2 separate regions of the Mus musculus genome follow, and region 2 is linked to region 1. Evidence: chromatin loops called from intact Hi-C (ENCODE). Cell type or tissue: left cerebral cortex. All regions are shown on one strand. Each heading gives the region's core, and the rest is flanking DNA. Links, peaks and the distances in the headings are about the cores only. Region 1 overlaps Galntl6 (UDP-N-acetyl-alpha-D-galactosamine:polypeptide N-acetylgalactosaminyltransferase-like 6). Region 2 overlaps Galntl6 (UDP-N-acetyl-alpha-D-galactosamine:polypeptide N-acetylgalactosaminyltransferase-like 6).

Region 1 (5,383 bases), core at 213-5,212:
GGGAGAGATCACTTTCCAACTGGTGGTCCAGAGCACAATAGTCAACCATGAAAAAAATACATGCATGTAACATATGGAATAATCAAAGCTAAATGTTGGGGCAGGAACTCGAGTAAGGAAAGAGCTTAGCCACAGGGATGGAAGCAGAAGTCATGAAACAATGCTGCTTACTGGCTCACTGTTCCTAGTTTACTGAGCCTGCTTTCCTATACACCCCAGGCCAGCTGCCCAGGTACAGCATTGCACACACTGGGCCAGGTCTTTCCACTTCAGTCACCAATTAAGGAAATGCACTTCAGACTTACCTAAGAGCAAGTCATATGGAGGCATTTTCTTCCTCCCCCAGATGACTCTAGCTGGTGTCAAGTTGACATCAAACTAGGGACATAAACACCCTCACACTGATAATGTTACAACCATCTATTTATTATGAAAAACAACAACAATAAAACCAATTTCCAAGTTTACTTCCCCAGGAAATTAACATGCTATCATGAAGGAAAATTCTCAGTGCATATTAATTGCTCATTTTATAGTTAGGACTATTTTTGGTAAAGTGAGCAATATTTGGATACATGGAAACTTGTGAGTGTACCAATCCTTCTTGGTTTTTAATAGAACTCATTGCTTTCTCTGCCTCTCCTTTAGAAAGGTACCAGACTCCTGGAGAAGATAATAGCAGATCATGGGATAAAGGTCTCTAGCAATTAAATAAGACAGCCATTTTGTTTTTCCCCATAATGCTCAAAATACTGAGCTTAATGACATGGGTCAGAAAATTCATGGTTCTCAAGGAGTTTATATTTCAGCTGTGCTTACACTCATGCACATTAGCAACTGCCCAGGAAGAAGGAAATAAAATTAAATCCAAATAGTAGCTGCAAAACAAAATATGCTGGAGATAACTAAGTGGTACTATAGTGAGAATTTTTTCAAAAGGAGAAAACCAGTAACATTTTTTAGAGTTAGCAAATAATTTCTGCAGCAGAAAAATGAAAAGCTCAAGGGAGATGCTGAAGCAAATGTCTTGGGGGAAAAAAAATTAATCATTTGAGGGAAGTGATGCAGAATACACTCGATAGGCAAGAGAGTGTTGTGTGGTCAATTGCTGTTATTTTTTATGTTCCTTTTGATCTGCTGTCCATAGGAATTAAAAACCTGTGCATAAACTTTATAATATTAGATTCTTAGATAAAAGGACCAAAAATGAGTGCTGGCATCTGAGGTCTAAAGTGCAATCCGCTAAAAGCTGTGATCAAACTGTTTTGATAGCAGTCTGACCTCTAAAGCCAAAATATTCAGATTAAGATACAATGAAGTGAGACATTTCCTTTCTACAGAAACACTTGTCTTTTCCCATTTGTCAGCCTATTCTTTTAAAATCTCCTTCCTTCCCTAACTTTCTTTTTATGTTGTGGCATGTTTTGCATACATGGTGCACAACCATTGGCCAGGGAAAAGTATCCTCAGTGTTTTGCTGATCTGCTATGGTTTACTTCTGTGTCTTCTCTCTTTACCTGTTGACCATTTCTCTGCTCTCCAGTCAACTGAGTTGCCTGAGCCTGGTCCTGATGACCACAGACTCTTTCACGGATGGCTTAGCAAGCTAAATCAAGGTCAGCAACCCTTCTCAGTAAATGGCCAGAGAGTAAGAAGATATATTCTGTTGCAACGATCCATATCTTCCATTGTAATAGGAACAGAACTATAAACAATATAAAATAATGAGCTTGGATATGTTCCAAATAAATTCTAGTACTAGACACTGAAACTGGAGTATCATAAAGTTGCGTCATGTGATAATATTCTTCCTTTGAGTGTTTTTAAATCATACAAAAGCATGGGTGCTTAGGATGAGCCTCTATTGGGGCAGTGCTCATGTAGCAAACATGAATTTCAAAGCTCTATCCTAAGCATCACATACAAGCAAATGTGGCGGCCCATCCCTACAGTTTCAGCATTAAGCAGGTAGATGTGGAAATATCATAAGCTCAAGGTCATTCCTAACTACATAGTAAATTCCATGCTAGCCAGGGACATATGAGATTCTGTCTCAAAGATACAAAGGAAATTTTCTACAATAATGAATTTAAAACAAACCACTCAAAATTTGTAGCTATTTTAAAGGGATTTCATCCACCAACTAATCTGTCAATCCCTGGACTTCAGCACTGGGACCCACTGCACACAGAGCTGGGAAGCATTGTGTATGTTTCTGTATAGAAGCTCTGTATGCCCTTAGCCTCTGTCTTCATGCTGATGTGCCTGTGCCCACACTGTTCATCTTCAAGGACTCAGTTCCTTTCACCATCTCTGTCTCCTGTGAATACTGTATGTGGTGGGGTGAGTATGCTTGGCCTATGGGAAGTGAAACTATTAGAAGGTGTGGCCCTTATTGAAAGAGGTGTGCTCTTGTTAGCGGTAGTGTAGCACTGGGAGGTATGGGGGTTATGAGTCCTCCTCCTGTGCTCAAGCTCTGCTGATTATGAAAGAGGGCCTCCTCCTCCTGGTTGCCTTCAGATCAGTTAAACGTTTGCCTTTATGAGTTTGTAAGAGTTGCCTTGATTGTGGTGTCTCCTCACAACCATGGAAACTAAGCAAGACGCTGTACATGGGTTGCTTGTTTAATCTTGCAGCTAGCTTGTGATGCAGCTAAGAATAAGCACTGTCCATGATTGAGCGTTTTTAAGTAGAACAGGCAGGAATAAACCTAGTTGAGTAATGCACCATTTTAAAAATATACATATGCATGATTTTATATTTTCTCTGAAGACCTTTCGTCAGGTGTTTTATCTGTTTCCTTTTGTCTTCATTTATTCCTTGTTCCTGGTTTTGCAGTGTTTATTTGAATTCAGGACATTGCACAATGTAGACAGGAAATCCACCACTGAACTATAACCCCAGTCCTTAAAATGTATTTATACACACAGGCTTACAATAACGATCAGTGAATAAAAAGGCCGTGATTTTGAAGGACAGTGAGAAGACAGTATATAGGAGGGTTTGAAAGAGCAAAGGGAAGGAAGAACTGTAATTATATTATAATCTCAAAAATAAAAAGCAGGCTAGTGTAAAAATATATTGTTTCCCAATTTTTTCTCACATGTGGCTGTGAGTTATTTATTAACATCCTTATTTCTTACAGCACTTTTAGTGACTATAGTTTCTTTCTCATTTACATTCTTGTCTCTTATGGAGGCAAATTTTTGCAATTTTTCTTTGGTCCTCTTTTGCCATTATAATTATGATTGCCTTTCAAAGCATAACCACATACAAAAAATAAAATAATCATTTATAACTACAACTCAGATATTAATAGCCATACAAGCAATGTGGGTTAATAACAATAATAATAGCAAATAATTTTGATCCATGCACATGACTGAATCTAAACAACATAAATAATATATATACATATATATATGTGTGTGTGTGTGTGTATGTGTATGTGTGTGTTACATCATTAGATATGAATGATTTATATGATATGTGATGTAATAGCTATGATAGACATAGATATATGTTCATCTTTCCATCATTAATATCTCTTAAAAGAAATATTGTATAGAAAAATAAACTGATTCCTAGAAAAAAATATACAATTTACTGGGAGTCCTTGCTAGTAAGTGGCAGAGAAAGAATCAGAACTCAGGTCATCAGATCCCAAAGTTTACAATTTAACTATTAATATCATTATACTTAATAATAATTGAAAATCCTTTCGTCTCAGCTACAAACTGTGTCTCTGTAACTCCTTCCATGGGTGTTTTGTTCCCAATTCTAAGAAGGGGCAAAATGTCCACACTTTGGTCTTCATTCTTCTTGAGTTTCATGTGTTTAGCAAATTGTATCTTATATCTTGGATATTCTAAGTTTCTGGACTAATATCCACTTATCAGTGAGTACATATTGTGTGAGCTCTTTTGTGATTGGGTTACCTCACTCAGGATGATGCCCTCCAGGTCCATCCATTTGCCTAGGAATTTCATAAATTCATTGTTTTTAATAGCTGAGTAGTACTCAATTATGTAAATGTACCACATTTTCTGTATCCATTCCTCTGTTGACAAAAAGGATGGACCATCTAGAGACTGCCATATCTGGGGATCCATCCCATAATCAGCCTCCAAACACTGACACCATTGCATACACTAGCAAGATTTTGCTGAAAGGACCCAGATTATAGCTGTCTCTTGTGAGACTATGCCGGGGCCTAGCAAACACAGAACTGGATGCTCACAGTCAGCTATTGGATGGATCACAAGGCCTCCAATGAAGGAGCTAGGGAAAGTAACCAAGGAGCTAAAGGGATCTGCAACCCTATAGGTGGAACAACAATATGAACTAACCAGTACCCCCCAGAGCTCGTGTCTCTAGCTGCATATGTTTCAGAAGGTGGCCTTGTCGGCCATCAGTGGAAAGAGAGGCCCATTGGTCGTGCAAACTTTATCTGCCTCAGTACAGGGGAACACCAGGGCCAAGAAGTGGGAGTAGGTGGGTGGGGGACTTTTGGTATAGCATTGGAAATGTAAATGAAATAAATACCTAATAAAAAACAAAATAATAATAATAATAATTGAAAATAAAATAAAAGAAAGGAAAGGGGGGAAATGGGGAGGAAATCTGAGTTAAAATAGAAAACAATGGGAATTAAGTGACCAAAATCATAGATTTAACTCTGAAGGGTGTGGTGTGTGTGTGTGTGTGTGTGTGTCTGTGTGTGTGTGTGTAAGACAGGGAGAGGGAGAGAGAGAATCTACATAGATATAGGAGACTATGAAGCATGAACCACCACACATATTTCAAAGTCAGAGAGCAATGCTGGGCCTCAGTCCTCACCTGCATCCTTGTTTAATATAAGGTCTCATATTTGCCTATGTGCAGACCAGGTTAGCTGCTCCCTGCCTTCTTGTGTTTCTTGTTTCTACTGCCCACATTGTCATAGGAGTACTAGAATTCAAGATGTGAACTAGCATGCTCATTTTTCATGCTTTGCCTACTGATCAACCCCCACACCCAGTCTCTTTGACCCCAGGTATATGGAGCTGCAAGTGATTTCAACTTCCTTGTGTTTCTCTCAGTTGTTCTCCATGTTTTTCTATGCTGTTTTCTAGTCCGATATTTATGAAGTCCTTTATTTAAACAGCCCCTTCTCATCCTTATTGACAGAAAAGTACTTCAAAGACCTTGAACCTTATCACAACGCTCTTTTTGATTGCTTAAAATCTGTACTATTCAAGTTAAATCAAAGAATATCAAATTATATATCTTCTGACTAATGTGTATTTAGATACATGTTTCCCTGTGAACACAAGGATTGCAATAATGTAATCCATTGATGTGGGATTTCTTTGCAATGATTAAGTTTGTTTTTTGCAAAATT
Region 2 (5,383 bases), core at 330-5,329, 140 kb after region 1:
GTTAGCTCAGCTCCATGTCAAGAAGTTAATGCTTTCACACCACGTCACAGCTACCTCCGTCTGCTTCTCTAACTCGTTCTCCAACTCCAGCATGCAAGAGCCCCACACACAAGCACTGGAGTCACCTAGAGACCTTATCTCAAAATCCAGTCTGTCTCTATAAGATAACCATCCTTTTCACTCTAATGCATTGACTCTGTTACTACAGAACGTGTTACTTGGAGGTGTAACCTAATCATGGATTCTAGCCAGAAGGAAAGGGAACACTCTCTCTCTTCTGGAATCTTAGAAGTGAGTCTTGAGTTTTATTCTTCCTATCATACCTCACTCCCTCACTCATTATCAGAGCAAAGCTATACCTTTCCAAACCTGATCCATTGGGAGCAATGAACCCTTTCTCTATTGCAACAAACCATTACCCTCACAAATGAAAACTGTTTTCAAGGCTGTTATTTTGAAAGCCAAGTACTGAAATTCCATTTCCTATTTTGGATGGTACCTGCCTTACATCTCTCTAAAGCAACAGATGCCTGAGTGCAAGAAGCATCACACAGAAGAAAAGTCTTGCCAATAATAATTCCTGCAAAACATATTACCTACTATACAAAGTTCTTAATATATAAATTATTTTATCTAGTATATACCTATTATACATATATATGAGACACAGTATAGTTGATTACAGTCGTCCAATATTTAGAACAGACATAAGCCTCACACACATTTAAAATAGACTTTGGGAAGAAAGCATTCAGGAGAATGAGTAAAAGGGTTGAGTGGGAGTGAAGTCCAAGCTGGCAGTCTGGAGAAGGCTCAGAATGCCTGTCAGTTCACACAGCAGAAGGAAGCAGCAGCTCCTGCAATCTCCTAAGGCTGTCCTGACAAGGTCGTCCAACTAGGACACTTAACCCAAGGGAAAAAATTGCTAGCAAATCACAAATATTAGTGGCCATGAAGTCCAAAGACCAGGTGTCAGCAGAGCCATGCTCCAGAGCTGCTGTGATTATGAGGAATCTCTGAGCCTCCCCGCTACCTGCTCACAGCTTGATGTATCCTTGTCTTGTGCACACATAGCTTTGGTTTCCACTCAGTTTTATCCAGTGTCTCTTCCCATTTTCTCTACTCTACTCTGCATGTGCATGGGCAGAACCTAAGAGAAAAAGTAATAGGGGAAGACAAGCAGATGTGAGGCATTTTACCATCCACGTAAATGCAATCTTTGAAGCTGAAAATAGATATAATAGAGGGAAGGAACCAGAGCTCAGAGCCACCGAGGGGCTTCCTGTCACCTGCGTAAGTGTGTACCCTCTCCACCAAACAAAGTGACTGCTCATAATAGCTACTTAATAAATAGTTATGTGAGAAAATTAATTAGAAGTCAATATTTTCTGGTAATTGCTCTTTAATTTTTGGTTTGATTTTTTTCTGGTTTCTTTCTTTGCTTTTAAAACAAAAAACAAAAAAACTTTGATTTAAGATAGAATCTCCTATAACCCAGCCTGGCCTCACACTATGCATATACCCCAGGATATCCTAACTCCTTGTCTTCGTGAATTTATCTCTATACAGCTGACATTACAGCTGTGTGCACCACCATGCCTTCCCTGTTGCCCAGGTTTGATCAGCAAAACGGAAAAGAAAAGAAGCAAAAATATTTACTAAAAGATAAAACCAGGTATGGGACTTAGAAACCACACCAGACAAGATTCTTCTTGCCTCTAGAACGAGAAAGCACATCAAAGAAGTTCAAACGTTTCTTTACGCACATGTCACAACTTTAATTTTTAATTTCATCAGAGCCATTTTCCACTAGATGACTCTTCAGAGACTAGAAAGTTACAGGTGTCTCTTTAAGCCACAGATTGCTGACTGGCTGGGTACTTCTAACCTTTGGCTCTTGGGGTCAAAGATTTTAATTGTGCTAGTTCCTTCAAGCTCCTTCTTCACTCCCCATACCTATAATTTATCCTGATCTGATGAACACTTTCTTCCAGTTTTATTTGAGAATTTCCCAGGAAGCTATGGACAATAAAATCATTTGGGAAGCCACACTACAGAATTCTGCCAGGAGTTCAGGAACCAGGAAATAACCTATAAATCTGCCTGGCTGATGTAACTCTGTGAAGAAAAGATCCCCATAAATGTGACTATTTCTAGAATGTACACGTACAACATTACAAACACAAGTAAATTTCACAGGAAAATCGGAGTCTCAACAAGAGCCCCTTTAAGAAAAACACCAGAGGTGAAGGAGTCCCTCCATACTCCCACCAGAGCTAAACTCCCTTATTGAGATGACATGAGTTCGTACCCTGTAGATTGAATCTTTAGAATGACTATTTTCAGTTTAGAATTATTGTCCATATCGAACTCAGAAACGGGCTGCCTGTTGCCAGTAAAGCCGAAGGGAGGCTAAAATAGTCAAAGCAGCAGTTGGCTCAAGGTTTTGTTGGTGTTATACCGCCACCTGCTGGAAGCAGAGGTGAATCGTTTTCAAGGAAAACATTAACAAAAGGTAATACTGTTTTCAAATGAGGTTTGACACTTAGAGTTAATGAACTCTGCAACCCTAGCTGCGTGACAGGGTAAGTTCCAGGGTCCCTGAACTGAGGAAAGATGAACTGAATCCTTATTGTGAAACCACCAAACAACCTCTTTGAGGCATTGGTACAGAAGAATTGACAAAATTCCTCACAGCCTCTCTCGGAGCTCTCTTGAAGGAACTGCAGCAAGACCCTCCATGGCAAATGATACAGGGACAAAGGAAAGATATACTAGATCATGGGGCACTGTCTAGATCATGACCTGAATGTGAAAAACAGCAGCAGCAACAACAACATCTTCAGAATACATGCCTCTGGGTTTGTTCAATGTTGAAGTAATGGATATGTGCTGTGTAGTCTGAGAGGCTGATCTAGAGTCCAAACCTGGATATAAGAAAACACAAGGTCTTACTTCAGTTTCAGCTTAGTTTGTCTGGAGGCACACTGCTGGTGTGGTTCATGCTAGACTGTTGGAGAGAGAGAGAGAGAGAGAGAGAGAGAGAGAGAGAGAGAGAGACAGAGAGAGAGAGAGACAGAGAGAGAGACAGAGACACAGAGACAGAGACAGAGAGAGACAGAGAGAGAGAGAGAGAGAGAGAGAGAGAGAGAGAAGCCTACACATAAAGGAGAAAGAAAGGTTGACAAATACAATAAACAAGACTAGGTTCCAGAACTTTGCTACAGACTGTGGACTCTCCTCCAACATCTGAATGTTCAAGCCCAAATCTCCATGGAGATTGCATTTGGACGCGGAACATTCAGAGGTAACTAAATCATAGACTAGTGCTCCCATGGGAAGTGAGCACCTTAATGAAGGGATGAAGACACCAGAGTACTTAGGACTTGAGATATTTCTCCCATTGAGAGTGTAATGTGACCAGAGGAAGAGCCCTCCCAAACGTCCCGACCTGGCACACTTATCTCAGACCTCTGGCTTCCGAGATGGCAGGGAGTACATTTTCTGCGAGCAAGCTACCGAGCCACGGAATTAATAGAGCAGCTGGAAGTGAAGCCAGGCCTTCAACCTCGAGTCCTCTGAGGTACCAGGATTTTAAACAGACAGAGTGCATGCTGTACCCTCTGATACCGCTCAATTTATTACTAGCACTTGGTGATACACTTAATTAGATCCTCCTCATGTGTTGAGGGTGCTTACAGGCCTGGGAAGTTTAGTATTTTTCATTCCTTCTGCCAGACCAAGACCCAGTCTGATGGCCTCTGCCTATGGTGAAGTTGGAATCCCCACCATTCTTTCTGTATGATACAAAGTTCTGTGACTGTGCAGGCTCAAAATTCTCTCCCCCTAAACTTTCTATTTGCTGAGAAGAAATTGCCTAGCCAAGTCCCTAGGAAGCTGGATTCTGGTACTGTTGTAACTCGCACACAGAACTTAGAGGGCCTAAAAAGGAACTGGCCTGGCGGAGCATCCAGTAGCAGAAAGGGGAAAGAGATTCACTTCTGGAACCCCTAGACAGAGGTCTTGGGAGCCTGTTGGACCGCTTCCTTCTCTATTTCCACTGTTCCTGTCAGGGTTTAGGCTCAGACTGTGGGTTTCTCCTGAGCAGGAGAGAATGTGGCTACTGTCTCGTGTCAGACAGCTCCGTGTCCACAGAGAACTGGGCCATTTTCATCATCACAGAGAACAGATGACATTTTCCCTTGACACCAAATAAAACACCTCAGAAAAAAGAGTTGACTTTGTCCCAACTTGACCGTGGCCATCCATGATCTAGTTACCCAGGGCCCTAATTACTCTAGCCAGGAATGGAGCTGTGATTTCTCAGAACCACATAAAGAGAGGGTGTACATGTATATTTTGTATGTGTGTGTGAGAGAGAGAGACAGAGACAGAGAGTGTTGTAGTAATTCTGAGTTGCTACACTAATAAATATCCACTGCATCTGGTCACAAGACCAAGCCCTGAGTTAGACATATAGATTCCAGTTTGTACACATTTTCAGTAAATCCCATTTCTAAATTAAAATGCCCAATATCTCTTCTCAATAATTCTGGAGAGTGCACTAGGCCATTGGCAGGAAAACTGTAATTTAAGGCAGAAATTGTAAGCACTTGTCATCCTGGAGATAGTGCTATCAGTGGGTACCAGAAAACCGCATAGGTGAAAAGAGAAGAGAGAGGGCACCTTTTCTCATCGGCCAACTCAGCTCTAGGGACAGGATAAAGCCACTGGAGTAGATGAAGTCGGCCTCTGCCTCTGCCTCTTTGCCTCTGCCTCTTTGTCTCTTGCCTCTTTGCCTCTTTGCCTCTTGCCTCTTGCCTCTTGCCTCTTGCCTCTTGCCTGCCTCTTGCCTGCCTCTTGCCTCTTGCCTCTTTGCCTCTTGCCTCTTGCCTCTTGCCTCTTGCCTCCCTCTCTCCCCCTCTCTCCCCCTCTCTCCTCTCTCCCTCTCTCCCCCTCTCTCCCCCTCTCTGTGCCCCTCTGCCTCTGCCCCTGCCCCTCTGCCCCTGCCCCCCTGCCCCCTGCCCCTGCCCCTGCCCCTGCCCCTGCCCCTGCCCCTGCTCCTGCCTCTGCCATCTTTCACTTCGAAGGAGGAGCCTTTCCAGACAAATGTTCCACTTACAAGATCTCCATACCCTGTACTTGAACCCCATCAGGACTAAGAATAGGAAGTGGTCTCCACATTTACCCACTATTAATTAATGGCATTGAGTGGCCATTCTCTCCTGAGGAGAACTGCTGACCCTAACTCTAACACTAATCCCACCCTGGAATAGCAGCTACTAAATATGATGAGGGAAGAGCTTGTCTCCCTGCCTCTGATATAGGAGAGGGGGCACCAAGAGAAGCTCTTTCCAGTTAAAGCCCACTGGATTACACCTTG

Evidence for each region. Hi-C counts contacts between places; a loop is a spot of excess contacts. Peaks named below come from ENCODE experiments on the same cell type or tissue, not always from the same donor. Only the 100,000 strongest peaks of a DNase experiment are listed, where the experiment ranks them.
Region 2: it touches region 1 in a loop (2.7-fold over the local background); 2 of 42 quality-filtered maps call a loop at or near these places.

What each region holds. Positions count from the first base shown.
Region 1 is chr8:58,079,150-58,084,532 of GRCm38, reverse strand. All of the region lies in intron 4 of Galntl6 (UDP-N-acetyl-alpha-D-galactosamine:polypeptide N-acetylgalactosaminyltransferase-like 6), which reads left to right. Among named protein-coding and RNA genes, the nearest start is that of Gm2921, 280 kb to the right of the region's middle. In left cerebral cortex, for the core only: no CTCF peak of the experiment used is centred there; a DNase peak (open chromatin) is centred at 2,602; H3K27ac peaks cover 531 bases.
Region 2 is chr8:57,936,739-57,942,121 of GRCm38, reverse strand. All of the region lies in intron 6 of Galntl6 (UDP-N-acetyl-alpha-D-galactosamine:polypeptide N-acetylgalactosaminyltransferase-like 6), which reads left to right. Among named protein-coding and RNA genes, the nearest start is that of Gm2921, 140 kb to the right of the region's middle. In left cerebral cortex, for the core only: a CTCF peak has its summit at 2,472 (motif pointing left); DNase peaks (open chromatin) are centred at 530, 862 and 2,418; H3K4me3 peaks cover 233 bases; H3K27ac peaks cover 557 bases.